2 separate regions of the Homo sapiens genome follow, and region 1 is linked to region 2. The links are chromatin loops, found by intact Hi-C in ENCODE. Cell type or tissue: mammary epithelial cell. All regions are shown on one strand. Links, peaks and the distances in the headings refer to the core of each region. The heading gives the core; the rest is flanking DNA. Region 1 has its middle 32 kb from the start of CYP4X1. Region 2 holds the start of TMEM275 (transmembrane protein 275).

Region 1 (15,295 bases), core at 3,354-11,353, 460 kb before region 2:
TCTCAGCACCAAAACACACACACACACACACACACACACACACACACACACACAAAGAAAGCAAGCCCAAGGCATCAAATTACCTAATTTAAAATTCTACTACAAGGCTATAGTAACCAAATCAACATGGTACTTGTACAAAAATAGACACATAGATCAATGGGACAGAATAGAGAGCCTAGAAATAAAGCCACATACCTATACAAACCAGATCTTCAAGAAAGGCACCAAAAATAAATAATGGGGAAAGAATACCCAATTCAATAAATGATACTGGGAAAACTGGCTAGCTATATACAAAATAAAACTGGACTCCTACTTCTCACCATATACAAAAATTCACTCAAGATGGATTAAAGATTTAAATATGAGACATGAAAGTATAAAAATCCTAGAAGAAAACTTAGGAAATACTCTTCTGGCCAATACAAAGAATTTATGACTAAGATCTCATAAGCAAATGCAACCAAAACAGAAATAAACAAACTGGACTTAATAAAACTAAAGATCTTCTCCACAGCAAAAGAAAAAATCAACAGAGTAAACAGACAACCTACAGGAGGGGAGAAAATATTTGCAAACTATGCATGTGAAAAAGGACTAATTTTTAGAATCTATAGGAAACTTAAAAAGCTCAAAAAGAAAAAACTAATAACTCTATTTACAAATGGGCAAATCAGGAATTTGAGACCAGCCTAGGCAACACAGGGAGACCCTGTCTCTACAAAAAGTAAAAAATTAAGCAGGTGTGATGGTGCACGCCTGTAGTTCCAGCTACTTGGGAAGCTAGAGCAGGAGGATCACTCGAGTCCAGGATGTCGAGGCTGCAGTGAGCTATGATCACACCATTGCACTCCAGTCTGGGTGACCTGGATGACAGAACAAGACTAGGTTTCTAAAAAACAAACAAACAGAAAAACCTACAAAAAACAAACAAAAAAACCTAATAAACCACTAATCTTCACTTTATGCATAATACTAAATCAAAACTGTATTAGCTCCTTATTTTTAATAAAAAACACCTCCTTTCAAAAATAAAAAAAATGATAAATGGACAAAGAACATGAACAGACCCTTCTCAAAAGGACATAAAAGTGGCCAGCAAAAATATGAAAAAATGCTCAACATCAATAATCACCAGAGGAATGCAAATTAAAACCACAGAGATACTATCTCAAGCTGGTCAGAATGGCCATATCACAGAGTCTAAAAATATCAAATGTTGGCAAAGATACGTAGAAAAGGGAACACTTATCCACTGTTAGAGGTAATGTAAATTAGTCCAACCCTATGGGAAACATTATAGAAATTTCTCAAAGAACTAGAAATAGAACTACCATTAAACGCAACAATCCCGCTGCTAGGTATCTATCCAAAGGAAAAGAAATCATTTTCTCGAAAAGACACATGTATGTTTACGGCAGCACTCTTCACAATAGTAAAGGCATTGAATCAACCTAAGAGTCCATCAACAGTGGACTGGATAAAGAAAATGCAGTATATATACGCCATAAAAAGAATGAAATCATGTTCTTCACAGCAAAATGGATGCAGCTGGAGGCCATTATCCTAAATGAAATAATTCCCCAGACAGAAAATCAAATACTGCATGCATGTTATTACTTGTAAGTGGGAGCTAAACAGTGGATACACATGAACATAAAGATGGAAACAATAGACACTGGAGGCTCCAAAAGTGGGATAAAGCAAGGAGGGCAAGGGTTGAAAAGCTACCTATTGGGTACTATGTTCACTATCTTGGTGATAGGTTCAGTAGAAGTCCAAACCCCGGTGTTACACAATATATCCATGTAACAAACATGTACATGTACCTCCTGAATCTATAATTTTAAAATATCTTTTGAATAAACTCCACAGGAAAAAGATGAATTCCTTAGTAAATAAATCACTTTAACATTTACAAAAAAAATACTTCTGCATGGGCTATTCAGTTTTTGTAAAGGAGTAGACATAAACAAGATATGTAAGATTGCATCAGCATCAAACTCAACTTTATCAAACCCCAGAAAACAAGTGCCTGGGCTCATCTACCCACAGGAGAAACTGCTTCAAAGTGCCACCACGGGGATCAACTGCCTCCCTCAGCCTTTGTTTTGCCTAAACGCTGAACAAGGAAGCTTTCAGCAACAAAAATACCAAGTTCCTTTTTACAGTGTGGCACCCAAAACTGATCTGAGTCTCTTCAGGATGGTGATGTAACCCATCCAAAATCTGACTCATTCCTACTCTCCCTCGTTTGTCCAATCAGCAGGTATTCCTTGGGCATCATAAACAGGCACAGGCCTCTGCTTCATACCATGGGAAGCAAAAGACATAGATGCTGAGTTACCACCTTCCAAGAGTTTCTGGTGGAAGTGTCTGGGTAACAAATGAATTGGAAAGATATTTAGTTGTTGATAAACCTTGACAATCACAAGGACAATTTTCTAAGATGGAAGCTCATACTCTACATACAGTTCTATATTCTGCTTTTATTACTTTGTTATACTCTTATTCATATCATTAAACATTCTCCATAAACATCATTTTCAATGACTATGTTACTCCTAGCCCCAAGTTTTGCCATTCACTTTCACACAGAAACCACCCCGAATAGAGAGGCTTGCTTGCATTTATGTCAATATGTGTAGTTGATAACCTGACACCTCATCCTGCTACTTGGAAACACTGGAAGAAACATGGCAAACATGAAATGTCACCTGGAATGTTTAGGAGCTGCCACCTGGCCTGGATGCTCAACCTAATCATTATCTCCTTTACATGGATGGTGAACAGCAAAGTCTCCTGAGCCAGACTGCCTGGGTTAGAATCCTGGCTGTACCTCTTACCAACAGGGGGACACTAGTGTTGCAGCTACCCTCTTCATGCCTTAGTTTCTATATGTACAATATCAGATTTCTTTTTAAGAAACAGTTTCGTAGAGTTGTTGTGATAGAAAGTATGTAAAGTTGTTTGTTCAATGCCTAGAACATAGCCAGTGCCCGCTACATGTTGTATATTACCACATTATGAACTCAACTGTTTTAAGAAATGAGTACCCAAAGACAGAAACAGCCAAAACCAGGTTTCACAGACAGGCACTATGACTCTACACCTCTTTCTGCTGCTGTATCTCAGGGGGTGAATAAAAACCAGGTGCTGAGCCCAGCATGAAAAGTGTCAGTGTCCGGATGATGTAGTGAGGAAAAGGAGCAACAGAACTAAACGAAAGGCAGCTGAAATGGGGTGTACGTTGTTGCATGGCCTTCTGCCGTTGGTTTTGGATGGCATCCAGGACTTAGAGGAGAATGAAAAGAACTCTGGCCCTATGAGTTTTATAATGAATTTCTTGTCACAAGGCAGGGGCACAAAGGGGAAAGTGATGGGAGTAAGACTTAAGGTGGGTGAAAGAGCAGGTCAGGAGGAAACTTGTGATCCCAGTGAGAGCTGGCTTCTAAAACTTCCGAGGAATTTTTCAAGAAATATCTGTTGTGTCTTACTCTCTGAACTCTGGACATTGAATTTGATCTTAGAGAAAATAAATCATGAAAAAAGTGAGAGTGCAGAACTTGAAGATAAAATGTCCCATCCCTTGCTCCTCTATCTGTGATCTCCATGATTTTCTCGGTGCTTGTCCCTCTACCTAGGACTCTCTACCCGGTTAACTCCTATTACTCTTCAAGACCTCATTCTTCCTTTTTAGATTTTTCCTTTCCTGGATGGATATTTCACTTCCCTAGTAAAGCCTTATGATATTTTATTGAACAGTTTTAGTTTTCTGCCTTTAGCCTCTAAATTATGAGCTCAAGAAACATTTGCTGAATGAAAGAATGACTTAAATCTATTAGGTACGTAGCATAAAGATTATGCTCCCACCTTACAACAGAAAAAATTGAGGCTCAGAGACTTTAAGTTTCTATCAACATATATAGTGAGCCTGAGGCTTGAGGCTCCTGAGTCCAAGTCCAGTGCTCCATCCACCAGCACCATCACCTTGGGCGATGACTGAAGGGTGGACAGGGCCAGCCCCAGGTAATATTTCAGAGGCACCTGGGACAGGGAGTATTGGAGTAGAGAAAGAGTCTAATCCATCTTTGACTCTCAGTGGGTGTTTTATTTTTAACAGAAGTTTCTACTCCTCTGTAATCATTTTCTCATTACTGAAATCCAGGTAATAATAAAAGCAGCCACATGTTTTGAACATTCAGTAAATTAGACTATAAATTCCTAAAGTCACAGTTCATTTCTGTTTCTATACAGCTGTGCCCCCCATCTGGCATACTGCCTGGCACATAGTAGGTGTTTGTTGAATATTTTTGAGTGATATGGACAGGGGAATGTGGGTGTGTGCATGGCCATTACTATGGACAGCTCACGAAGCTTTCCTCTTGCTATTTCCCCAGGTGGATCCTGCACAATCAATCAATTCTGGACACTGGGGTCCAAGATCTTCCTTCCCACTTTACCTTCCCCACAAGTAGACAGGGGATCTCACAGGACTTGTCAGAGGTGGTCAGGGATAGTCAGGGGCAGTCAGGGACTGACAGGGGCACTCAGTGATCCAGCAGGTGCTGCGGCATGAGTGTCTCTGTGCTGAACCCCAACAGACTCCCAGATGGTGTCTCAGGGCTCCTCCAAGGAGCCTCACTGCTGAGCCTGCTTCTGTTACTATTGAAGGCAGCCCAGCCCTAACTGCACAGGCACTGCCAGCACTAAGGGAATGGTGGGCATAAAGTATACTACAAGGCTACAGTAATCAAAACAGCATGGTACTGGTACCAAAACAGATATATAGACCAATGGAACAGAATAGAGCCCTCAGAAATAATACCATACATCTACAACCATCTGATCTTTGACAAACCTGACAAAAACAAGAAATGGGGAAAGGATTCCCTATTTAATAAATGGTGCTGGGAAAACTGGCTAGCCATATGTAGAAAGCTGAAACTGGATCCCTTCCTTACACCTGATACAAAAATTAATTCAAGGTGGATTAAAGACTTAAATGTTAGACCTGAAACCATAAAAACCCCAGAAGAAAACCTAGGCAATACCATTCAGGACATAGGCATGGGCAAGGACTTCATGTCTAAAACACGAAAAGCAATGGCAACAAAAGCCAAAATTGACAAATGGGATCTAATTAAACTAAAGAGCTTCTGCACAGCAAAAGAAACTACCATCAGAGTGAATAGGCCACCTAGAGAATGGGAGAAAATTTTTGCAATCTACTCATCTGACAAAGGGCTAATATCCAGAATCTACAAAGAACTCAAACAAATTTACAAGAAAAAAACAAACAACCCCATCAAAAAGTGGGCAAAGGATATGAACAGACACTTCTCAAAAGAAGACATTTATGCAGCCAAAAGACACACGAAAAAATGCTCATCACTGGCCATCAGAGAAATGCAAATCAAAACCGCAATGAGATACCATCTCACACCAGTTAGAATGGCAATCATTAAAAAGTCAGGAAACAACAGGTGCTGGAAAGGATGTGGAGAACTAGGAACACTTTTACACTGTTGGTGGGACTGTAAACTATTTCAACCATTGTGTAAGTCAGTGTGGTGATTCCTCAGGGATCTAGAACTAGAAATACCATTTGACGCAGCCATCCCATTACTGGGTATATACCCAAAGGATTATAAATCATGCTGCTATAAAGACACATGCATATGTATGTTTATTGTGGCACTATTCATAATAGCAAAGACTTGGAACCAACCTAAATGTCCAACAATGATAGACTGGATTAAGAAAATGTGGCACATCTACACCATGGAATACTATGCAGCCATAAAAAAGGATGAGTTCATGTCCTTTGTAGGGACATGGATGAAGCTGGAAACCATCATTCTCAGCAAACTATCACAAGGACAAAAAACCAAACACCGCATGTTCTCACTCATAGGTGGGAATTGAACAATGAGAACACATGGACACAGGAAGGGGAACATCACACACCGGGACCTGTTGTGGGGTGGGGGGAGGGGGGAGGGATAGCATTTGGAGATATACCCAATGTTAAATGACGAGTTAATGGGTGCAGCACACCAACATGGCACATGTATGCATATGTAACTAACCTGCACGTTGTGCACATGTACCCTAAAACTTAAAGTGTAATAAAAAAAGGAAGTCTATAATTATTTTTAGTGGAAAATCACAAATATTTAACAGAATGTGGGAAAATTGGAACTCTTACAAATTGCTGGTGAATATAAATTGGCATATCAATTTGGAAAACAGATCTGTGGTTCCTGAAAAAGAAAATCACAAGTGCCATAGGATCCAGAAATTCACACCTGGCTATATAACCAAAAGAATTGAAAACAGGGATTTGAACAGATACTTGTGAGCCAATGTTCATGGCACCATTATTCACAACAGATGTAAGATTGAAAGAACTCAAGTGTCCATTAACAGACAAATGGGTACACAGAATGTCCTATATACATACAATATTATTTCATCACAAACAGGAGTGAAGTTCTGATTCATACAACAGCAGGAATGACCTTGAGAACAGTATGCTAAGTGAAAATAGCCAGACATAAAAAGACAAATACTGTAATAAGTCCGCTTATAGGTAGAGGAATAGGCAAATTCATAGATCCAGAAAGTTGATTAGAAATAACCAGGGACTGGGGGAAGTCAGACTGGGGAAGTATTGCTTAATGGTTACAGAGTTTCTGTTGGAGTGAAGAAAATGTTTTGGAAATAGGTAGTAATGAGGTTTCTAAATCATCATGAATTTCATTAAAGCCATTGAACTGTACAATTTAAATTGGTTAAAGTGTCTATTTTTATATTCTTCAACCTCTGCCTCCCGGGTTCAAGTGATTCTCGTGCCTCAGCCTCCCAAGTAGCTGAGATTACAGGCGTGTGCCTTCGCACTCAGCTAATTTAATTTTTTAAAAAATTTTTAGTAGAGACAGGGTTTCACCATGTTGACCAGGCTGATCTTGAACTTCTGATCTCAGGTGATCTGCCCACCATGGCTTCCCAAAGTGCTGGGACTACAAGCGTTAGCCACCATGCCTGGCCTGAATTGAGTTTTCTTAATGACAGTCCTGGGAGTGGGGAGAGGAGCGGATGATAACGTCTGTTGAGTGGGATCTGTTTCATACCAGGCACTTTGTAAAGCCAGCTCATTTCATTTTCCCAACTCTTTATTAAGATTAAGATTATTGTCTCTATTTTGCAGAGGAGAATCAGATCTATAAGACTCCAAAGCCTCCTCCTTCCCACGCATCACAATGCCTCTAATGTGCTGAGAGGTGTGCCCTCCGAGTCGCCGGCCAGCGTATTCCTTTCCAACAGGCTTGTCCTCCTGTCACTCCCGAGGCTGCTTTAAGTTTGCTCTGCGCTTGCTTTGGCCCTCACATGGGGGAAGCCCAAGCCTCTTGGAACGCATCTGTGTCCTCTGCCTTAAGTGGATTTTCACCTACCCCTCCCAGTGGAGGCTTCTGAGGTAGAAAATACAGAGGTCAGATGATGGCCACTAAGTGTATACAGCTCCATGGATGATAATCAAACAAGGGTGCTTTAACTGCAGCAGGAGGAACTGGGATTAGCTCTGGGATAGGACTTCTGCCCAGTGAGAGATGCTAAGTTGTAGGAATGAGCTAGGGGAGGTAAGCGTGGAATTCCCTTTGAAAAGCCTGTAAGAACAAGCTAAATATTCAGCCGTCTGGGGCTTACTGTGGAGAATTAATGAGGCCCCTTGTGACAGCCCTGCTAAGCCTCCCTGGAAAACTACAAATCCATGATGTCAACTGGTCATTAAAATCCAGGCTCTCGTTTCTTGATAAAATTTAACGTAGGCCAGTAGGTGGCAATAAGTTAACAGAAATGAGGCCTTCTTTGAAGTGTAGGGCTTCTTTGAACCTTGAGAGAACGCATTAAAAGCAGTCTGGAAGGTTGCTTCTGGGAGCAAGAGGGGGAACATTTCTGTGAATCCAGTGCTGATTGAGGTGCAATTAGCAGATCCACTAACGGGATGCCTCTCCTGACTCTTTTTTTTTTTTTTTAAGTTCTGGGATACATGTGCAGAACGTGCAGGTTTGTTACATAGGTATACATGTGCCGTGGTGGTTTGCTGCACCCATCAACCCATCATCTACATTAGGTATTTCTCCTAATGCTATCCCTCTCCTAACCCCCCGCCCCCAACAGGCCCCAGTGTGTGATGTTCCCCTCCCTGTGTCCATGTGTTCTCATTGTTCAACTCCCACTTATGAGTGAGAACATGCGATGTTTGGTTTTCTGTTCTTGTGTTAGTTTGCTGAGGAAGATGGTTTCCAGCTTCATCCATGTCCCTGGGAAGGACATGAACTCATCCTTTTTTATGGCTGCATAGTATTCCATGGTATATATGTGCCACATCTTCTTTATCCAGTCTATCATTGATGGGCATTTGGGTTGGTCCTAAGTCTTTGCTATTGTGAACAGTGCCACAATAAACATACATGTGCATGTGTCTTTATAGTAGAATGATTTATAATCCTTTGGGTATATACCCAGTAATCGGATTGCTGGGTCAAATGGTATTTCTAGTTCTAGATCCCTGAGGAATCACCACATTGTCTTCCACAATGGTTGAACTAATTTACAGTCCCATCAACAATGTAAAAGCGTTCCTATTTCTCTGCATCGTCTCCAGTATCTGTTGCTTCCTGCCTTTTTAATGATCGCCATTCTAACTGGCTTGAGATGGTATCTCATTGTGGTTTTGATTTGCATTTCTCTAAGGGCCACTGATGATGAGCTTTTTTTCATATGTTTGTTGGCTGCATAAATGTCTTCTTTTGACAAATGTCTGTTCATATCCTTCACCCACTTTTTGGTGGGGTTGTTTGTTTTTTTCTTGTAAATTTGTTTATGTTCTTTGTAGATTCTGGATATTGGCCCTTTGTCAGATGGACAGATTGCAAAAATTTTCTCCCATTCTGTAGGATGCTTGTTCACTCTGATGATAGTTTCTTTTGCTGTGCAGAAGCTCTTTAGTTTAACTAGATTCCATTTGTCACTTTTGGCTTTTGTTGCCATTGCTTTTGGTGTTTTAGTCATGAGGCCTTTGCCCATGCCTATATCCTGAAAGCTATTGCCTAGGTTTTCTTCTAGAGTTTTTATGGTTTGGGGTTTTACATTTAAGTCTTTAATCCATCTTGCATTAATTTTTGTATAAAGTGTAAGGAAGGGATCCAGTTTCAGCTTTCTGCATATGGCTAGCCAGTTTTCCCAGCACCATTTATTAAGGGAATCCTTTCCCCATTTCTTGTTTTTGTCAGGTTTGTCAAAGATCAGATGGGTTGTAGATATGTGGTGTTATTTCTGAGGTCTCTATTCTGTTCCATTGGTCTATATATCTGTTTTGGTACCAGTACTATGCTGTTTTGGTTACTGTAGCCTTGTAGTACAGTTTGAAGTCAAATAGTGTGATGCCTCCAGCTTTGCTCTTTTTGCTTATGATTGTCTTGTCTATGTGGGCTCTTTTTTGGTTCCATATGAAATTTAAAGTAGCTTTTTCTAATTCTGTGAAGAAAGTCAATGGTAGCTTGATGGGGATAGTATTGAATCTATAAATTACTTTGGGCAGTATGTCCATTTTCATGATATTGATTCTTCCTATCCATGAGTATGGAATGTTCTTCCATTTGTTTGTGTTGTCTCTTATTTTGTTGAGCAGTGGTTTGTAGTTCTCCTTGAAGAGGTCCTTCACATCCCTTGTAAATTGGTATTCCTAGGTATTTTATTCTCTCTGTGGCAATTGTGAATGTGTGTTCACTCATGATTTGGCTCTCTGTTTGTCGATTATTGTTGTGTAGGAATGCTTGTGATTTTTGCACTTTGATTTTGTATCCTGAGACTTTGCTGAAGTTTCTTATCAGCTTAAGGAGATTTTGGACTGAGATGATGGGGTTTTCTAAATATACAATCATGTCATCTGCAAACAGAGACAATTTGACTTCCTCTCTTCCTGCTTGAATACCTTTTATTTCTTTCTTTTGCATGATTGCTCTGGCCAGAACTGCCAATACTATGTTGAATAGGAGTGGTGAGAGAGGGCATCCTTGTCTTGTGCCTGTTTTCCAAGGGAATGCTTCCAGCTTTTGCCCGTTTAGTATGATATTGGCGTGGATTTGTCATAAACAGCTCTTATTTTGAGATATGTTCCATTAATACCTAGTTTACTGAGAGTTTTTAGCATGAAGGGGTGTCAAATTTTATTGAAGGCCTTTTTCTGCATCTGTTGAGATAATCTATTGAGATAAATAATCATGCGGTTTCTGTCATTGGTTCTGTTTATGTGATGCATTATATTTATTGATTTGCATATGTTAAACCAACCTTGCATCTCAGGGAGGAAGCCAAATTGATCATGGTGGATAAGCTTTTTGATGTGCTGCTGGATTCGGTTTGCCAGTATTTTATTGAGGATTTTCCCATCGATGTTCCTCAGGGATATTGGCCTGAAATTTTCTTTTTTTGTTATGTCTCTGCCAGGTTTTGGTATTACGATGATACTGGCCTCATAAAAAGACTTAGCAAGGAGTCTCTCTTTTTCTATTGCTTGCAATAGTTTCAGAAGGAATGGTACCATTCCTGTTTGTACCTCTGGTAGAATTTGGCTGTGAATCCATCTTGTCCTGGACTTTTTTTATTGGTAGGCTATTAATTACTGCCTCAATTTCAGAACCTGTTATTGGTCCATTCAGGTATTTGACTTCTTCCTGGTTTAGACTTGGGAGGGGGTATGTGTCCAGGAATTTATCTATTTTTTCTATATTTTCTAGTTTATTTGTGTAGAGGTGTTTATAGTACTTTCTGATGGTAGTTTGTATTTCTGTGGGATCAGTGGTGATATCTCCTTTATCATTTTTTATTGCATCTATTTGATTCTTCTCTCTTTTCTTCTTTATTAGTCTGGCTAGTGGTCTACATATTTTGTTGATCTTTTCAAAAACCCAGCTCCTGGATTCATCAATTTTTGAAGGGGTTTTTTATGTCTCTTATCTCCTTCAGTTCTGCTCTGATCTTAGTTATTTCTTGCCTTCTGCTAGCTTTTGAGTATGTTTGCTCTTGCTTCTCTAGTTCTTTTAATTGTGAAGTTAGAGTGTCAATTTTAGATCTTTTCTACTTTCTCTTGTGGGCATTTAGTGCTATAAATTTCCCTCTGAACATTGCTTTAGCTGTGTCCCAGTGATTCTGGTATGTTTTGTGTTTGTTCTCCTTGGTTTGAAAGAGCTTTTTTGTTTCTGCCTCAATTTTGTTATGTACCCAGTAGTCATTCAGGAGCAGTTTTTTCAATTTCCATGTAGTTATGTGGTTTTGAGTGAGATTCTTAATCCTGAGGTCTAATTTGATTGCACTGTGGTCTGAGAGACTGTTTGTTATGATTTCTGTTCTTTTGCATTTGCTGAGGAGTGTTTTATTTCCAATTATGTGGTCAATTTTAGAATAAGTGCAATGTGGTGCTGAGAAGAATGTATATTCTGCTGATTTGGAGTGGAGAGTTCTGTCGATGTCTATTAGGTCTGCTTGGTGCAGAGCTGAGTTCAAGTCCTGAATATCCTTGCTAATTTTCTGTCTAGTTGATCTGTCTAATATTGATGGTGGGGTGTTAAAGTCTCTCACTATTATTGTATGGGAGTCTAAGTCTCTTTATAGGTCTCTAAGAACTTGCTTTATGAATCTGGGTGCTCCTGTATTGGGTGCATATATATTTAGGATAGTTAACTCTTCTTAATGCATTGATCCCTTTGCCATTATGTAATGCCTTTCTTTGTATCTTTTGATCTTTGTTGGTTTAAAGTCTGTTTTATCAGAGACTAGGATTGTGACCCCTGCTTTTTATTTTTTCTTTCCATTTGCTTGGTAAATATTCCTCCATCCCTTTATTTATTTTGAGCCTACGTGTGTCTTTGCATGTATGATGGGTCTCCTGAATACAGCACACCAATGGATCTTGACTCTTTATCCAATTTGCCAGTCTGTGTCTTTTGATTGGGCATTTAGCCCATTTACATTTAAGATTAATATTGTTAGTGTGAATTTGATCTTTTCATTATGATGCTAGCTGGTTATTTTGCTCATTAGTTGATGCAGTTTCTTCATAGTATCAATTGTCTTTACAATTTGGTATATTTTTGCAGTGGCTGGTACTGGTTTTTTTTTCCATGTTTAGTGCTTCCTTTAGGAGCTCTTGTCAGGCAGGCCTGGTGGTGACAAAATCTCTCAGCATTTGCTTGTCTGTAAATAATTTTATTTCTCCTTCACTTATGAAGCTTAGCTTGGTTGGAGATGAAAGAAAAGAAATTCTTTTCTTTAAGAATGTTGAATATTGGCCCCCACTTTCTTCTAGCTTGTAGGATTTCTGCAGAGAGATCCACTGTTAGTCTGTTGGGTTTCCCTTTGTGGGTAACCCGACCTTTCTCTCTAGCTGCCCTTAACATTTTTTCCTTCATTTCAACCTTGGTGAGTCTGACAATTATATGTCTTGGGGGTGCTCTTCTCGAGGAGTATCTTTGTGGTGTTCTCTGTTTTTTCTGAATTTTAATGTTAGCCTGTCTTGCTAGGTTGGGGAAGTTCTCCTGGATAATATCCTGAAGAGTGTTTTCCAGCTGGGTTCCATTCTCTCTGTCACTTTCAGGTACACCAATCAAACATAGGTTTGGTCTTTTCACATAGTCTGATATCTCTTGGACACTTTGCTCATTTCTTTTCATTCTTTTTTCTCTAATCTTGTCTTCACGCTTTATTTCATTAAGAGATTTTTAAGAGATTGATCTTCAGTCTCTGATATCTTTTCTTTCATTTGATTGATTCAACTATTGATACTTGTATATGCTTCATGAAGTTCTTTTGCTGTTTTTCAGCTCCATCAGGTCATTTACATTCTTCTCTAAACTGGTTATTCTAGTTAGCAATTCATCTAACCTTTTTTCAAGGTTCTTGACTTTCTTGCATTGGGTTAGAACAAGCTCCTTTAGCTCGGAGGAGTTTGTTATTACCCACCTCCTGAAGCCTGCTTCTCTCAATTCATCAAGCTCATTCTCCATCCAGTTTTGTTCCCTTGCTGGTGAGGAGTTGTGATCATTTGGAGGGGAAGAGGCATTCTGATTTTTGGAATTTCCAGCCTTTTTGTGCTGGTTTCTCCCTATCTTCATGGACTTATCTACCTTTAGTCTTTGATGTTGGTGATCTTCGGATGGAGTTTCTGTGTGGACAACATCCTTTTTGATGTTGATGCTCTTCCTTTCTGTTTATTTGTTTTCCTTCTAACAGTAAAGCGTCTCTGCTGCAGGTCTGCTGGAGTTTGCTGGGGGTCCACTCCAGACCCTGTTTGCCTGGGTATCACCAGTGGGGGCTGCAGAACAGCAAAGATTGATGGCCCTGTTTCTTCCTCTGGAAGCTTCATCCCAGAGGGGCACCCACCAGATGCCAGCCGGAGCTCTCCTGTATGAAGTGTCTGTCAGCCTCTGCTGGGAGATGTCTCCCAATCAGGAGACATGGGGATCAGGGACCCAGTTGAGGAGGCAGTCTAACCCTTAGCAGAGCTCGAACGCTGTGCTGGGAGATCCACTGCTCTCTTCAGAGCCAGGAGGCAGGGACGTTTATGTCTGCTGAAGCTGTGCCCACAGCCACCCCTTCCCCCAGGTGCTTTCTCCCAGGGAGATGGGGGTTTTACCTATAAGCCCCTTACTGGGGCTGCTGCCTTTTTTATCTATTTATTTTTTTTGAGATAGACTCTTGCTCTGTCACCCAGGCTGGAGTGCAGTGGCATGATCTCGGCTCACTGCAAGCTCTGCCTCCCAGGTTTATGCCATTCTCCTGCCTCAGCTTCCCGAGTAGCTGGGACTACAGGCTGCTGCCTTTTTTTCAGAGATGCCCTGGCCAAAGAGGAGGAATCTAGAGAGGCAGTCTGGCTACAGTGGCTTTGCTGAGCTGTGGAGGGCTCTGCCCAGTTGGAACTTCCCTGCTGCTTAGTTTACACTGTGAGGGGAAAACCACCTACTCAAGCCTTAGTAATGGCAGATACGCCTCTCCCCACCAAGCTTGAGCATCCCAGGTTGACCTCAGACTCCTGTGCTGGCAGCGAGAATTTCAAGTCAGTGGATCTCAGCTTGCTGGGCTCCGTGGGGGTGGGATCCACTGACCTAGACCACTTGGCTCTCTGGCTTTAGCCCCCTTTCCAGGGGAGTGAACAATTCTGTCTCACTGGCATTTCAGGCATCACTGGGGTATGAAAAAAACTCCTGCAGCTATCTTCATGTCTGTCCAAATGTCCACCCACTTTTGTGCTTGAAACCCAGGGTCCTGGTGGCATAGGCACCCCAGGGAATCTCCTGGTCTGTAGGTTGCGAAGACCGTGGGAAAAGCGTAGTATCTGGGCTGGAATGCACTGTTCCTCAAGGCACAGCCCCCCATGGCTTCCCTTGGCTAGGGGAGGGAGTTCCCTGACCCCTTGCGCTTCCCAGGTGAGATGACACCCCATCCTGCTTCAGCTTGCCTTCTGTGGGCTGCACCCACTGTCTAACTAGTCCCAGTGAGATGAGCCAGGTATCTCAGTTGGAAATGCAGAAACCACCCACATTCTGCATTGATCTCCCAGGGAGCTGCAGGACAGAGCTCTTCCTATTCAGTCATCTTGCCAGCCTCTCCTGGTTTTTTTTTTTTTTTTTTTTTTTTTAAAGGCAGAGCAGGGAGGAGTTAAACACTAGTTCTTCAGTGGGATCATCCCAGAGGACACATTGGGATTCATCAAGAAGAAATGCAACCCACAGAGAGAAGAGTGAGACAAGACAACTGCTCACTGGGGATTGGTGCAAGGGAGACTCCCCACTGGGGAAACAGTGAGTGAGCAAGAGCCCCCAGGACTCACATTTCTGCCTTAGACGTTTGCAAACCTGGGCTCAGGAAATTCCACACACCCTCCCCGCCCTCCCCCACCAACTTTCTCTCCCCTGGGCCTCCAGACTGACACCAGAGCTGCTCGGCAGAGCTGCTGCTCAGGCCCACATGGAGCCCCAAGGGCCTTGTACTCCTGAGCACTCCTGCACCAGCTGCTGTAGCTCTGCCAACAAGGGAGGCCTGGCTCTCTTGCATGCCCTCAGGATAGGGGCTGTACCAATGATGCTGAGGGGTGAACAGACTGCAGGCATAGCATCCACTATACCTTGCCAAATAAAGCCCACTGACCTGGGACCCCAGTGAAGCCACCCCACTCCCCACCACAGCACTCGGACCAGTGGCAGCTCTGTATTATCTGGGCTGGAGCTCC
Region 2 (15,295 bases), core at 2,469-10,468:
TGCCAGTCTGAAGTCCTCTCTCTCCACCCCTCCGGCTGGATCCAGGCAGCTGAGTTGCTTAGGGTAGACGCAGAGGCCCAGATTGAGGTTAGAGATCCCAGTCTGGCCACCTATATAACCCCTGCTGGGGACTGTGGCCTGAGGATTCTGTTGGGGAAGTGCGAGAGCACCAGGAAGGACTGGAAGGGAGCATCTTTGCCTGGATTGTTACAAAGGCTTGGTCTAACCAACACAGACCTGTGATCGCTCAAAGAAGCCTTCGGAGTCTTGTGCCACTGGGGCCTCTCAGCTGTGCTGGAAGCCAGAGCTTGCAGGGCCTGCAAAGACCATCTAGATCAATCTCACACTTTACCAATGGCAAAGCTGAGCCCCAGTGACGGGAATGGTGAGTGCTTGCCTTTTGCCAGCATGGAGACCCCTTGTGAATGGGGAGGCACCATCAGAGAAGCCAGAATGGAATTCCTGTTCACCCATCACCTCTCCCAGGGGCTCCTGCTCTCAAGCACCTTCCCTCCACCATCACACTTCCAGGCAAGGAGAAGTCTCCAGGGCAGCAGCTCATCTCCACCAGATAGGCAGGCAACTGACAGTGTGTGATATGTTGGCCTGTGTCTGCAACTGTCTGTGTGCAATGCATCTATGCATCTGTGTTTGTATTTCTGGATATGTCCGGTCACTGCGTGTGTGTCTGTGTGTGTGTGTTCGTGCATGCACATGGGCTCAGAGAGGAAGATGATAGATCCCAGGAATCAGACACAGGAGCTGGAAAGCCATGCCTTCAGGCTTCATCCTCAAACCTTGTTTCCAGCTTGGAGACTGTGTGTGTGTGTGTGTGTGTGTGTGTGTGTGTGTGTGTGTGTGTGTGTGCGCGCGCGCGCGCACGCGCACACGCACATGGACACATGTGTGAGTATGCATGTATATATGCCTGTGTCTATGGTGAGGACAGGCCCATGGATTGGCTAGGGTGAGGGTGATGGTAGCTCTTTGGGCTCTGGGTATGCAGAATTCAGTTGGCAGAAGCTGAGAGCTCCCAAGGTAGTGAATAAGCCCCAGCCGGCGATGAGTAAGAGTGATGTGGGAGGTTCCTGAGGATGCGGGTGCTGGGAAGAGGGCTGGCCCAGATTTCCAGGGACTGAGAGGGAACAGAAGGGCTAAGACTAAAAGGAACAGAGGAGTTCATAGTGAGCGGTAAAGAGCTCAGACTGAGCAAGTGAGGGGCTCAGCCTCCCATGGAGGACAGGGGGCTGGGGCCCCTGGCTGATGTCTGGACTGAAGCCCCCACGCCCAGAGGTTCTTGGGCCTTTGGACCAGGAATCTGGAGCCAAGAGGCCTGGCAGCTACCTCTAGTCAAGCAACTGCTCTTGTGCAACACAAACATCCCAGAACCATGGGTTGGGGGCAGAGGGGGGTGCAGGCTGACCTGCTGACCTGAAGGGACTTCAGACAGAGACTCCCTCTCCAGGAGCTCTTGCCTTCACCTACTTAGGACCACCCCCTTGAGCCCAAATTTTTTAAATAAGCAAACATCTCTGTACCTTTCAGTAAACAGCAATTCTAATGAGCCAAAAACATGAGCTTTTCAATCTGACAAAACTGGGTTTGAATCCCAGCTTTCCCTATTGCAGCTGAGTAAACCAGAGTAAGTCCCTTCACCTCTTTAGCCTCGGTGTCCTCACTGTGAACTGGGGGCAGGACTGCAACAGCTCACAGGGTTGTAGTGAAGGTTAAATGTGCTAATGTAGGGAAAGTGCCTAGCAGAGAGTTGCTGCTCAATATGAGTGCCCCTCCCCCTCAACAAGAACCCCTGTGCAGCAGCTGATTTCCCAGGGAAATAACGGAATCCCAGCCTAAAGCAAATAATCTGGTACAATGAGCAGGTACAGCCATATACATTTATATGTATACCTATACATAAATGTGCCATATATACATATATGTATACATATATGTAAATGTGCCATTTTATGAGACCTTTTGATACACTGACAGTAATTTCTAAACAGGTCCTCATTTCCACCTTTACAAACCTCAAGTAGTTGAGGGTGGGGCAGCAGATTGATTGATGAGGGACCTCAGTTTGGGGACAATAACCTCATTATACCCCTCCCTTCACATTCAGACAACAAAGGCCCAGAGAGGGACCCCAGCTCTCCCAGGCTGCCCAACCAGTGTCTGCTCCTCCCCCAAACTGCTTGTGGACTGGACTCCCCATGCAGAGACCATGAGGCCTCCCTAACCAGAGGCAGGGCAGCAGGGAGGGTGAATTGCTTGGCCAGGGTCATGGGCAGCTGAATGGCAGTGTTCAGAGCCCTGGCTGGTTGGGAAAGGGCCTGGTTCTGGTCTGGCTTGGCCCTAGCCCTCCTCTACTCCAAGCTTCAGTTTCCCACTTCTGAAGATTTAGGGATTGAACTAGATGATCTCCATGGGCTCAGCAGCTTGGAGTACTCACTAAAGTGAAGGTCTTCCAGTCCTCGCAACTCAAGAGTCAGAGCAATGTCCCTCCCTCCTGCTCAGGCACTGGGGTTGAAGGCTGGACTTGGAATGAAATAGAAGGGGCTTAGAGGACTGGGGAGAGCAATAGCATCAACTCAGAGTCCTGCTTCCATAATCCAATAGGCCAGCCTGGAAGTGGCACGTGTCACAATTCCCTGGCCAGAACGTCACACAGTGCCACCTAATCACAAATTAGCCAGAAAGTACAATCTTAACCTGTGCTCAGTAGAGTGGAAAACCAGAAAGATTTAGTGAACAGTGCCAAGGACACCCCACAACAGAGCTAGCCAGAACACCCACAACAAAATAGAACCAACACTGCAACAGCAGCCACAGGAGGCCACAGTCCACCAGATGAAATGGTGGTGCAAATTGAATTACAACAGCTGAGCAGCCTCAACACCTCACCCCTGCACACTCCCAGATCCCAATTAACCAGGGCGGAGGGCAACCTCGGGAATAAGCCCAACACCCACATGTTCTTAGTCCTTTTTGTGCCCAGGGCAGAGGTCCTTTTGTCTTATAGTCACTCTGCCTCCCAGGAGCAGATAAGAATCAATCATTCATTAGCAATTAGCACTTAGAAGCTCAGCCCCTGGGCTGGAATTATTTTCTGTTGAACCTAGTTTGCTAAACCAAGGAAGAAGCAAAGTGATTTTTACCTTCCTTGAACCAGAGAAAACCTGTCTTCCTCTGTGGTTGACGTTTGAGCAGTGTAAGTTCTAATTACAGGAGCTTATCTACAGGGCCTCAGAAGAGCCTGTGCCCTGTGCCTCAGTCATTCAACAAACATTTAGCAAATCTAGCACTGTGCTAGGTTGAGAGCTCAGGCTTTGGATCAGTACACCAGATTTCAAATCCTGGCACCACACTGCAATTGAGCGGTTTGGGATGAGTTTACTTAATCTTTTTCTGTCTCAGTTTCCTCATCTGTAAAATGGAGATGTAAAAGTAATACTTAATCTTATGTTGTAAAAATTAAATTGGATATTATTATAAGTGCTTAGCATAGCATAACTTAGTTGTAGATCTAATTGTGCTAATTTCAGATTATCATCTAGACTTCTGTTTCTGGCTAAAGTAGACTAGCTTCTATCAGACCAATTTACCTGCTGAGGATAACTTTAAAAGCTGGATTAAGCATTTAAGAAATCTGTTTAAAGGCATGGGAGAGCTACGAAGGCACTGAGGACTTGAGGGGGCCAAGATTGTGGAGAGAAGTAATACTAGATTTTGATTTTTCCCTAAAGGCATTTTCCAGTTTGTAGGAGGCAGTGGTCATGAGACTGGGGAGTCAAATTTGAATTTGGGGACTAAAAAGGGAACAGTTTTTATTGGGAAGACCAAAGAAACACTCTAGGAATAATGGCTAACCAGATATAGACTAGACTCAGGAAGACTGGAACAAAGTTTCCAATCAGTATAATCCTCGATTGGGTTAAAGTGGCCTGTCCTCCTTTAAGTGCCTGTCAGAAGCAAAAGTAAATCCCCTCTGGAGAAAGATGGCATCATTCAGAGCCTCATGCTAGCTCTGTAAGTTTTTATACACAATGTTGGACATTCAATAAAAAATTATCTGGCATTTCAGGAGATAAGACCAAATGAACAAAAGCAATAAAACAGACAAGAGCAATAAAACAGACAATAGAAACAAGCCCACTGGAGATCCAGATGTTGGAGTTTTCAGATATGGACTCTAGAAGGTTTAATATGTTCAAGAAAATTAACAACAAGGGAATCTTTCAATAGAAAACTGGAATCTATGAAAAAGAATCTAGTGGAAATTCCAGAACTGAAAAGTTATAACAAATGAAATCAATAACTCCGTTGATGGATTTAGCAGCAGAAAAGACACATGTGAAAATAGGATTAGTAAACTAGATAGTAGAAAAATATTTCAGTAGAAAAATATCCAGACTGAAACAGAAGGAAGGAAGGAAAAGCCTAGAAAATATAGAATAAAGTGTAAAAGAGACATGTGGGGCAATAGCAAATGGCTGAACATACAAGCAATGAAGGTCCCAGAAGGAGAGGAGAAAGAGAATGGGGAAAAGATAAGAGCTGACATGTTTCCTGAACTGTGGGGTGATATGATGCAGCCACAGATTGTAGAAGCACCAGGAAGGATACATACAAAGCAAATATCTACAAAGAAGGATAAATACAAAGAAAAACTCACTTAGGCACATCACAGTAAAACTGCTAAAACCTAAAGGCAAAGGAGAGTCTTCCCCGTATGGGAAAAGAAGCAAGATCTTGGCCGGGCGCAGTGGCTCACACCTGTAATCCCAGCACTTTGGGAGGCTGAGGCAGGTGGATCACGAGGCCAGGAGTTCGAGATCAGCCTGGCTAACATGGTGAAACCCCGTCTCTACTAAAAAAAAAAAAAATTATCTGGGCATGGTGTTGGGTGCCTGTAATCCCAGCTACTCAGTAGGCTGAGGCAAGAGAATCACTTGAACCCAGGAGTCGGAGGTTGCAGTAAGCTGAGACTGCGCCACTGCACTCCAGCCCAAGTGACAGTGCAAGACTCTATCTCAAAAAAAAAAAAAAAAAAAAAGGAGAGGCAAGATCCCTGGACTCTCCAGCCCGCAGGGCCTTCCTGACCCTCATCCAGTGTCAGCTTCCAGGAGGCTGATGTGAAGTGAGGTGAACCAGACTCCCTCCTCTCCATCGGGGCACCCTCATACTGAGCCCTCCCCACAGGAAGGGAACCCCTGCCTTTTTCAGATTATGTCAGATGTTGATGAATGAGGTTGGGGAGAGGCTTGAAAGGGGAAGATTTGGGAATCTCACAGCCCCTCCGAGGATCAAATCCTTCTCTTTAAAATTAAGCAAGATTGTGTGGGGTGTGAGCCAGCTCATCTGTTTTCTGACTCTGGTCTCAGAATGTCTATTCTTCCTTTTAGTCCAGCCACCAGAGCCCCAATCCACTTCCCTCTCTGAGCCTCAGTCTCCTCAGTTGCAAAATGTGGCTATTAAAAACATTTTTTTTAATTTTTTTTATTCATAAAAAAAAATAAATAGATGCAGGGTTTTGCCATGTTGCCCAGGCTGGTCACAAACTCCCAAGCTCAAGTGATCTGCCTGCCTCAGCCTCCCAAAGTGCTGGGATTACAGGTGTGAGCCACCAAGCCCAGCCAAAATATGGCTATTAATAGGCATCAAGCAGTAGTAGATTGTGATGTCATAGATGTAAAAGTGCTTTGCAAACTGTAAACTGCTGTACCCTTTTAGTGGTTGCTATCCCTGCCTGGCAGGACCATCAGCAGCAGGTTAGAGAGCAAATGTTCATGCAGATGAGGAGCTTCCTCAGGAATCTGTGGTCTGTAGATGCCCTCAAGGGTCAACATGTGCTTTCTTTGCTAAGATTTGGGGATTTCTGACTTCCTGCCAGCTTGGTACGGCAACAAGGTGATTCTGGCTAGAGTCTCAGTAGGGCTGCCACCTCTCAGCATGGTGCCAGGAGAGGGAGCCCTGGAGTCATCAGCTCTGGACAGGCCTGGAGGTGGCCTTTCAAGTCCTCTGACCTGCGCATCCTGTGTGTTGCAAGTGAAGGATCTGACACTAGCCTTCATTTTCACTCAGTCATCAAGCTTTCTCCATCTCCACTGGGTATAGGGTTTGGACACTCAGAAAGGTACCTCCACCTGGGAGACAGCCCAACTTTTCTGTTTCCAAAACCAACATGACCAACCTCCCAGATTTGAGACTTCATGACTCCCTTCTCTGTCAACCAGCACCACAAGGGCATGGTTAACATTTATTAAATACTCACTGTTCTAAGCGCTTTATTTAGCTTAAAGTATTTAATTATCACTGTACCCTATGAGGTGGGTTCTATGATTAGCCCCACATTACAGAAGAGAAGATGGAAGCAGGAGAGTCAGGCCCCCTGTGAAGGTCACACTCACTCACTGCTCCTCACCCTGCATGCTCCCCTCAGACCCGCGGTACCATCTGATTACTTCCCTTTCATCCCCATCCAGGACCCTTTTCTGGCATTTTTTCCCCACAATTCTAACACAGCTCACTAGCTAAGATCTCGTCCTTTGAGGGCCTTTGTACCAACTATGATCTTATGCGTTATAGAACAGAATTCTCAAATAGAAATCATAAATCCCTAGACTCTAATTTTATTACTCTTGTTTCTGCATGCATTTCCAGAATTCTAGAATCCAGTGATAGATCCCAGAACCAGAGACATCTAGAGAATCCTAGAAAGGAATTCTAGCATCCAGCAATTAGGCTTTTGAATCCAGGTTCAACAGTAAAACAATGGGGAGTGGAATGGAGGTAGGATTGGAATTTAATAGAATGCCCAGTCTAGAAAGGGCCCTGGTGCTTTAGATCTGCTCCAGCCCAAGCCAGCCGATGTGGGGACTGTGCCCTCTCACTGACCGTCTGAACCATCAGGAGCTCCTCACTCTCACGTGGCCACTCACTCCAGGGCCTCATCTGATGTTCAGGAGAGTCAGTGTCATTGCTATGCCTACCGGAGTCTAGGGTGGGGATACTGAGGCCAAGTGGCATGGTCATTTGGGTCCTGGTTCTGGATCTTGGATAAACTGCTAGACCTCTGGGAGCCTCGGTTTCTTCATCTGAATAAGGGGGTGGGGGTGGGGGGCAAGGTCAGATGATTTCCAAGGCCTCTTCCACTTGAGAGAGTGAGTTGCCTAAATCCCAAGAGCTGCCATTTGCCTTACTAGTTAGGACTACTGAAGACGATGATTATCATGTGATGAGCACCTAAGCTGAACTGGACACTGTGCTGAGCACTTTCCAGCCACTATCTCACTCAAATGAGTTCAGGTAGGCTTCCTGGAGGAGAGGGGTTGGAGGGGCAGCGTCTGTTTGGAGGACAAAAAAGTGAGGAGAGAGGGAGGATGGCAAGATTGGCCACGAGGGACCCCCGGAACTAGGTGGGGAAACAAGTCGATTCTTCACATATGGGATGGTTTGTTGCTTCCCAGAGGCAGAGGCAGGGGGCTGGCCAAGATGACCTCTGCCCACCCAGGCACTCAGTGTAGCTACAGACGGAGCCTAGGACTGGAGGTCAAGATACCCTGCTGACGCCGCCCTCTTGCTGTGTGCCCACAGGACCAGCGTGAGGAGGCTCCTGGCAGTTGCCCACAGGACCAGCGTGAGGAGGCTCCTGGCAGTTGGGCTGTTCCGGGCCGGCGGCAGGAGGGAGCTTGATGCGTGCCTGGCGTGCGCAGGCCGATGCCGCCGGCAGAAAAGAGCGAGGGGCCACCGGTCCCGGCGCCCGCGGAACGCGCCCGGGGCCGGGTGCCCGGCCTGCCGTCGCCGGCGCTGTGCTGCGCCTGCGGTCTGTGCGCGCTGCTGGCGGGCGTGAACGTGACGCTGGCAGGCGCCTTCGCCTCCTTCTTGCCCGAGCACAACGCGCTGCTCGTCGTGGGGCTGGCGCTGCTGGTGCTGGCGCTCGGCTTCTTCGCGGCCTGCTGCGTGTGTAGCCGCCGGGGCCTCGCGCCCCGTGGGCGCTCGGCGGCCGCGGCGGGCCCGGGCCAGGGTGGCGGCCGCGCCGGGCCCGTGGCGCTGGAGATGGAGAGCAGCGAGCCCACGGCACAGGACACCACGGCCGTGCAGCTCAGCCCTGCCGTCTCCGCCGCGTCCTCCGGCTGCTCCAGCCCCGGCCCCAGCCCCCTCGCCCTGGAGGCCCCGGCGCCCGCGGCCGTCTGCGCGCTGCGCTCGGAAGGAGTCCAGCTCAACCCACCCCGGGCGCGCGCCGCCCCCTAGCGGACCAGGGCCCCGCCGTGACTCCGCTGTCCGGGTTCATTCCCCTTCCTTCAGTGCCATTTAAGGGGGGAAAAGAAAGAAAAGAAAAAGAAAAAAGAAAACCTTTTCTTCCTTCCTTCCTTTCTTTTTTACAAGGGTCTGGTGCTGGGCTCAGGTGGCCTCATCTTTTCCATCTCCCAAACTCCTGGGTAGAATGTGGTGATGGTGTCAGGGGTCACACCCCAAAGAAGGGAGCAGCAGAGCCTTGGCCCCTTAGACAGGGTCTCTGGTCTCTAGTAAACCTTACCCATCCAGCTTGCTGAAAGTAGGCCCCTGGACCCTGGAACCCTGACACTGCCACCTCCCCCTGGCATTTGGGCACTGTGAACCAAGGAGCACCCACCCTGAAGGGGCTAACCACCAGCAGTCCCCCCAGTGAGGTGGGAGGAAGAGAGGGAGAAGGGTTGAATGTCAGCCTGGGCTGTCTCTGTCCTTGCACACACCGTGAAAGGCTTCCAGTCCCCTCTCCTGCCCCTCCCCACCTTCCTTGTTTCTACCCCAACATGACCTTTGGGATTCATTTGGCTGAGAAGCCGTGGCTCTGACTTGGGCCAGGATGGTCCCTAGAATTAGGGCCGGGGTGAGCACTCCCCACCCTTTCTGTCTGACTAAGAGCAAGAGTAGCTGAGACTGGGGCCCTGACAGAGGTGAGTGGTGAGGGAGCTTCTGCAGCCCTGAAAGTCCTAGTGTGACTTTCACTGCCAGCAATGCTGGCCCCCACCCACCCTGACTGTGGCACACCATGCATTCCTGCAGTGCCTTACTCCTCAATAAAGCACCTTTGGAGTCAGTCCTCTGTGACAGTGCAGGCCGGGAGGGAGGGGTGGCTGTGGGGCCTCTGGCTAAGCACCCTGGGTTCTGGGGCCCTCCCAGCCTGTGGCTGAGTGCCTGAGCATCCTGGTACCAGCCCCTCCTGGAGACCTAGAAGGCGGCTTCAAGGGAGAGGAGTGTGTGACTATGAGTAAAAGACTGTATCTAAGACTGTGTGCCCATGAATGTGGGAACAGATGGGTCAGATTGGGGGACTGGATGAACATAGGAGTGTGACTGTGGGTGTGATTGCCTGGCTCCTGTAAGAGGTGGGGAGTGGCAGCGTTTGGGTAACAGTCTGACATCACACATGCATGTGGAGGTGTGAGGGCAGCAGTAGTGGTTGAGGGCATGGTCACTGAGCAGGGTGAGGGGAGAAGTGCTCCACGGGGCTGTGCAAAGCCCAGACACTGCCCAAGCTAGCTGGACTTGCCGAGTTTGGGCCCGGCCTGTGGTTCGTCCAGGTGAGGGGGTAGGTGAGGGGGCCAAGTAGAGGAATAGGGGCTGCCTTGCAAAAAAGAAAAGGGGTCAGGGGACTGAGGAGGAGACACTGCAACTCTGGGCCAGCCCTTCGTCTCCATGCAGGTACCTAGGCAAGCAGTGACTGGGGCACATGCTGACCCACTGCCCCCGGCTGGCTATGACTCCCTGCCCATCCACTCCTGGCTTCATCACCAGCCTCCCTTTCTGTTTCCAAGACAGGCTTTGCTACTACTCTGCCATGACCCAGACACTTCCCACCAGCCCTGGGCTCTTCCTTCCTCTGGCGCCATCTCCACCTCTGTCTCTCCTGCTGTCTCCTCTCCCACTGACCTAGAGAAGAGCAAGTCTGCCTGAGCAGGTGCTGAGCAGGCCATCTCTATTAATTTGCACGTGTCAATGGGCCTTAACCTTTGAAGCTCCCAGTACCTACAGCTGATGACCTATTCTCTGAGCTCCCCAACCCCACCCTGTATGTGTGTAAGGAAGGCCACTTCCCCAGGCTCCAGTCCTGTCTCTTCTGGTGCATTGGTCTGCAGCTTTAGATGCCACCTGCTGCTGTGGTAGAGCAGTAGGTGAGAGGGGCCACCGCTGATGCAGCCTTGGGGTGTGGTCAGAACCACCCTTCTCCTACCACCTTAGGATTCTAGCCCTGCAATGCTAGGCTCAGCCGAACCCCTCTCCCACCTGCTGTTAGATGCCTGGAATTACATTCTCTTTCCTGTTCCCCCACAAGACTTCCAGATCCTGTTCTGCAAGCCTGGCTGCTGCAGAGGAAGAGTGAGCCTACGATAAAAACTCAGGGCAGTGGGACATGGATCAATGGTGTGGGTAGAATGGATCAGGGAAGGCGGGACATTGGCTCCCTGGAGTCCCTTCCACTTACACCCCCAGCTGAAGGTCATCATTTGTCTTTTCTCTGCCCCGCTTCCTCCACGGGCACACCAGAAGAGATTTTCCAGATCCAGTGCCCCAGGGCTCACCTTCCCAACAGCTCCAGTCTGCCACCGTGGGGACTCCTCACTTCACACCCCTTCCCTGGGTGACACCCAGGGACAGGCCCCTCTAGGGCAATATGGCCAGCGAGGCCCTAGGGAAGCCCCACTCTCCTACACATGGTGAGGCTGGAGGGTGTGCTCTGTCTCACACCTCTGCAGGCCCCTCCCAGGCAGGCTTCAGGCCCTGAAAGGGCCTCTGGGAGGCAGGTTTCTGTTGAGGAGAGGACATGATTCTGACAGCACAGAAGCATCAAGCTCCCTGACCTTGGGGAATTTGAGCAGGGACCAGTAGTTCCTGCAGGGATGCTGCAGACCGGCCCTGGAAGGAGGGTAAAACCTTCCACTCCCACCCTAGGCCCTGAAAGCCTCAGAATTGAGGCAGTAGGGCCTATCCTCAGAGGCACAGGGACTGTGGTAGAGGACACAGAGCTGGTCCTTCTAAAGGAGGGGTACTCCCCAGGGCCTGGGGGCGGGGGGGCTTTAGGGTGCTACACGTGGTGAGTGGCCCCTGCCTCCCCAAGGAAACTACTGCTGGCCCGGACAAGGCAGCTCATTAAGGGAAATGAGGTTTCCCCCATGCTTCTCCCTCTAGGAGAAATGAGGGCAGCCACTTAGAACCTCTTTGTATTATTATCTTGAGATAGGATCTCTCTCTGTTGCCGAGGCTGGTGTGCAGTGGCACAATCACAGCTCACTGCAGCCTCAACCTCCCAGGCTCAAGTGATCTTCCCACCTCAGCCTCCCAAGTAGCTGGGACTACCAGCACACCCCACCATGCCCGGCTAATTTTTTGTATTTTTTGTAGAGACAGGGTCTCACTATGTTGCCCAGGCTGATATTGAACCCCTGGGCTCAAGCAGTCCTCTCACCTGGGCCTCCCAAAGTGCTGGGATTATAAGTGTGAGCCACTGTGCCCAGCCTTAGAATCGTTTTTTTTTACTAATTAATTTAAGAATTCCTGAGCCCTGCTATGTTCCCTGCTATGAGGGAATATAATGATGAACAAGCTCTCAGGGAGCTCACATTCTATTTGGAGGAGACAGACAATAAAGAATTAAATAAGTGAGCAAATGAGACCAAAAAAGCTTAGCTAGTGAACAGCACTACACAGAAAATTACAATAGGATGTTGTGATAGATAGAGGCACTTGTCGGATGGTTGGGGGTTTTTCTCTGAAGAGGTGGCATTTAAGCTGGGCTCTGAATGGTGAGTCAGCCATGCAAAGGTCTAGAGCAGGAACATTTCAAGCTCAGGAAACAGCCAGTGCCAAGCCCTAAGGTGAGAATGAACTGGCCTCTGTGTGTCAGAACAAGAAAGAAAGGCTGTTGAGACACAGATGGAAGATGAAGCTGGAGAGGCGGGGAGGGGGTATTGCTTAGCTCATGGAGGGCTTAGTAAGCCCGGGTGAGGAGTTGGGATTTGATTCTTGGTGAGATGGGACCCACTGGAGGGTTTTAAGCAGGGAAGTGACATGATCTGATTTATGATGGTAAAGACTGCTCCACCTGCTGTGTGGAAGTAACAGAGTGGCGAGGGGCAAGAGGGAAAGCAAGGCTAGGAGGGGCAGGCTAGGAGGTCACAGCAGTGAGACATATGGGCACTGGGACTAGGGTGGTTGCTTGGAGTAGACAGATTCTGCACCTCTTGGGGGAGTTTTGGGGGCATGAAAGAGAAGAATCCTGAGGAAGTTCTAAAATTTTGGTTTGAGCACCAGGGTGTATGGTGGAGGATCTGGATTTGGGAAAAAAGGGACATCCTGGTAAGGCAAAAGACCTGTTAGCCCAGAGGGACTGTCCCACAGAAACTGGAGCCACAGCTCTGAGTTCTGGAAGAGGAGGCGCTGGGATGGAGACGTAGAAGCTGTCGGCATGTGGGTGGTGGTGAAACTCCAAGGAGACAGGAAGACAGAGAACCCGGAAGATAGAATAGTCTAACTGCAGACTCCAGGGGGAGCAGGGAGCCCATGCTGCTGACTTCTGAATCCCACTCAGCCTTCTGTGATGCCAGGAGCCTTCTGATGAGAACTGTGGACTAGGAGTGGGGGATTAGGGAGAAGTGGAATGTGAGCACGAAGAGGCCAGATTCTGACTTGTTCACAGCTGTACCTTCGGTGCCCACCTGGCACAAGGTAGGTGCTCAATAAGCACCTGTGGACTGAAGGAGGAAGGAAAAGGTGTGGATCTCATCGCACAGCTGAGATTCCAGGTCCCGAGTAATACGGGTTTGTCAAGATGCCTAACTCTGGGCAGGAAGGGAGAAGATTTCATATGTCTGAGAGTTCCCCTAACCAATTGCACAGTTTTCTATTTCTCTGTGGGGAGGTGGGATGGCACGGGAAGGAAGGGTTGACTAGATCAGCGCCAAAGGACCAGCCTGAGGGCCAGGCTCCCCAAAGCAGGAGATGGCCAGATGGAGGGACCAAGCCTGAGGAAATCGGCACTGTTGGGGACTGCCACCAGAGGGCACCCCGGGCACATGGCAGGAGATAGACACCACTCAGCCCAACCAGACTGCACAATTTTGCCTTTTCCTCTTCTGAGGTCCAAGGCCCTAAGAAATGGGGGAAGAGGGGGAGTTAGGTCACTCAGATTTACTAAGTGACTCATCCAACCCTGGAACCTGACCTTATTACAGAGAGAGCCTGGATCCTGGACAGAAACTTAGCCTTTATCAAGGTCACAGATAAGTCCTGAGACTGCTTATAGACTAAACCCTGACCTTGATGTTAGACTGAAACCTCACCCCAGTCCATACTGTGTCCTGACCTTAATCATAGACTGAACTTGACCCTAGTCACACTCTGAGCTCTGACCCTGCCTGTCCATTCATCAAACACTGACCTTGATCCCAGACTGAGCTCTGACCCCAGTCCATAAACTAAACCCTGACAATTACCATATAGTGAACCTGACTTGCATGCAGACTGATCATGGACACACATTAGCCCTTATTCAGGCCATAGACTGAGCCCTGACCCTGGGAACAGATAGCGCTGACCCTGGTCCATACACTGAACTCTCACTCTGATCACTGAGCCTGACCCTGAATCTGGTGCCAACCTGAACTCTGACCCTGATCCATATGCATTGAATCCTGACCCTGGACAACAACTGAGCTTTTATCATGGTCACAAACTGGCCTTGATCCCTAAGACTTGCCTTCCAACACCCCAATGAGTTAAGGACCTTCCAGAAGAGGCTCTTGTGTCAGGCCAAGCTTTAGTCTCAGAAGGAAGTAATTCCTGGAAACACTTTTGTTGGGGAGAGAAGGAATTCTGGGTCTCCAAATGGTCCAGAAACTCCTCGGCCTTGGACCCCTAAGAGGCCAGGCAGAGAAAGGCTGGTTCTAGGTTGCCCAGGACATGAGGGAAGAAGGGCAGCTGGGTACCTTCTCAAGGTATCCCCACAGCCGTGGGGGCGGGGCCTCTTCTGCCTGCCTGTCCATCTGGGGAGCCTCCCGACTGGCAGCCTCTTCATCTGCACTTCGGACTCCCTTCTGCTCCACGGTCTGTGCTCCACCCCTTGCTAGCTTTCCAGGAAAATAAGGAGGGACATTCCATGCAAGGGGTGGAACCAGGCCAGACTGAAGGCCCCATGCCCCCAACCTGTGCCCTGGCCGGAAGAGAAGCCCCTCCCTCTGGGAGCTCACTTTGGCTGCTTGCTCCAAACAGGCGAGAAAAGGTGAATCAGGCTCAAGGCGGCTCCAGCAGGGCCTCAGGTTGACAGCGGCCAAGACATAGGAGCATGAGGCAGTTGTGTGGGAAGTCCCCGAGGCCCGAGTATGTTCCTGGAGTCTGCAGCTTGTGAAGGTGTGGTAGGTGAGGGCAAAGGACAGCATAGTCCCTCCCCAGGGCACACTGACCAACTTAATTTCTGCCATCCCCAGGGTTCAGCCTGGGTGCCCTCCCGCTGCAGGGCCCACTGGCCTCCAGGCTCACCTAGGGAGGCACCAAGGGCGGGGGTGGGGGCCGAGCCAGGGAGGAGCTGGGGCGGAGGATGGGGGCAGCTCGAGTCAAAAAACGCTGACGCCAAAGACAATGAGCTCTCCGAGGCTGAGGCAACTCATTTGGTCCCGGCCACGCTTTATTAAATTCTCATAAACCTGTCAGGGGGGACAGGGCTCGCTTCAGTTTACCTCATTAGCCCGACACAATGACAGTGGTGGGGGGACAGGCAGGGTGGGGGTGCAACAAGGGGAGGCTGGCGCTCAGAGCTGAGAACTGAGCCAGCCGGGAAGATAATTGAATTAAGTGGCTTTTGTTAATGGTTTTTAAGACTCCAAAGTGTAAATAACATTTAGGGGCTTTCTTTTAATGGAGCTAGGGTTTTAGAGACCCAGGGAGCTTAGGGGAGGCCCAGCCTGGTCCCTGCCTTCTCCCCCACCCTAGGGGAGCTCCCGAGGGGAGAACTTGCCGGAGCCGCCCCAGGGATGCATTGCAGTTAGCCTTGGGAGGACCAAGGGGACTTCCCCAAGGGAAGGGGACAACATCATTGGAGCCAAAGAAGCTGAGACAACTTCCTGGTGAATCTTTGAAAAGAATCAGTGTACATGAGCAAAAGAGGGGATGGATGCAGGGGACTGTGACGACCTACCCAGTCCTGGAATGCTGCTGTCGGACAAAGTGGCCAGGGACGTCTCTGAGATGTTGCTGGAAGTATGGTCCTGGCCTCCTGGGGTCAATGTTCATTCCCCATGAGAGGTTAGTGGGAATGGAA

What was found. A loop is a pair of places that touch in the nucleus more often than their neighbours do. Peaks named below come from ENCODE experiments on the same cell type or tissue, not always from the same donor. Only the 100,000 strongest peaks of a DNase experiment are listed, where the experiment ranks them.
Region 1: it touches region 2 in a loop (4-fold over the local background); 3 of 110 quality-filtered maps call a loop at or near these places.

What each region holds. Positions count from the first base shown.
Region 1 is chr1:46,983,786-46,999,080 of GRCh38, reverse strand. It overlaps a transcript of CYP4X1 not described here and the pseudogene CYP4A43P. Among named protein-coding and RNA genes, the nearest start is that of CYP4X1, 32 kb to the left of the region's middle. RefSeq lists an enhancer at 14,917-15,295. In mammary epithelial cell, for the core only: a CTCF peak has its summit at 7,833 (motif pointing right); no DNase peak of the experiment used is centred there; H3K27me3 peaks cover 225 bases.
Region 2 is chr1:46,525,952-46,541,246 of GRCh38, reverse strand. TMEM275 (transmembrane protein 275) reads left to right here and starts at 5,732. Exons shown (of 4, transcript NM_001396071.1): 1 at 5,732-6,136; 2 at 6,664-6,792; 3 at 7,206-7,308; 4 at 7,597-9,081. The coding sequence starts at 7,720. The coding sequence ends at 8,253. MKNK1-AS1 (MKNK1 antisense RNA 1) reads right to left here and starts at 2,551. Exons shown (of 8, transcript NR_038403.1): 1 at 2,453-2,551; 2 at 238-317. RefSeq lists a cis regulatory region at 5,109-5,205, silencers at 7,848-7,937, 8,068-8,267 and an enhancer at 15,224-15,295. In mammary epithelial cell, for the core only: CTCF peaks have their summits at 5,969 (motif pointing right), 8,268 (motif pointing left) and 10,261; no DNase peak of the experiment used is centred there.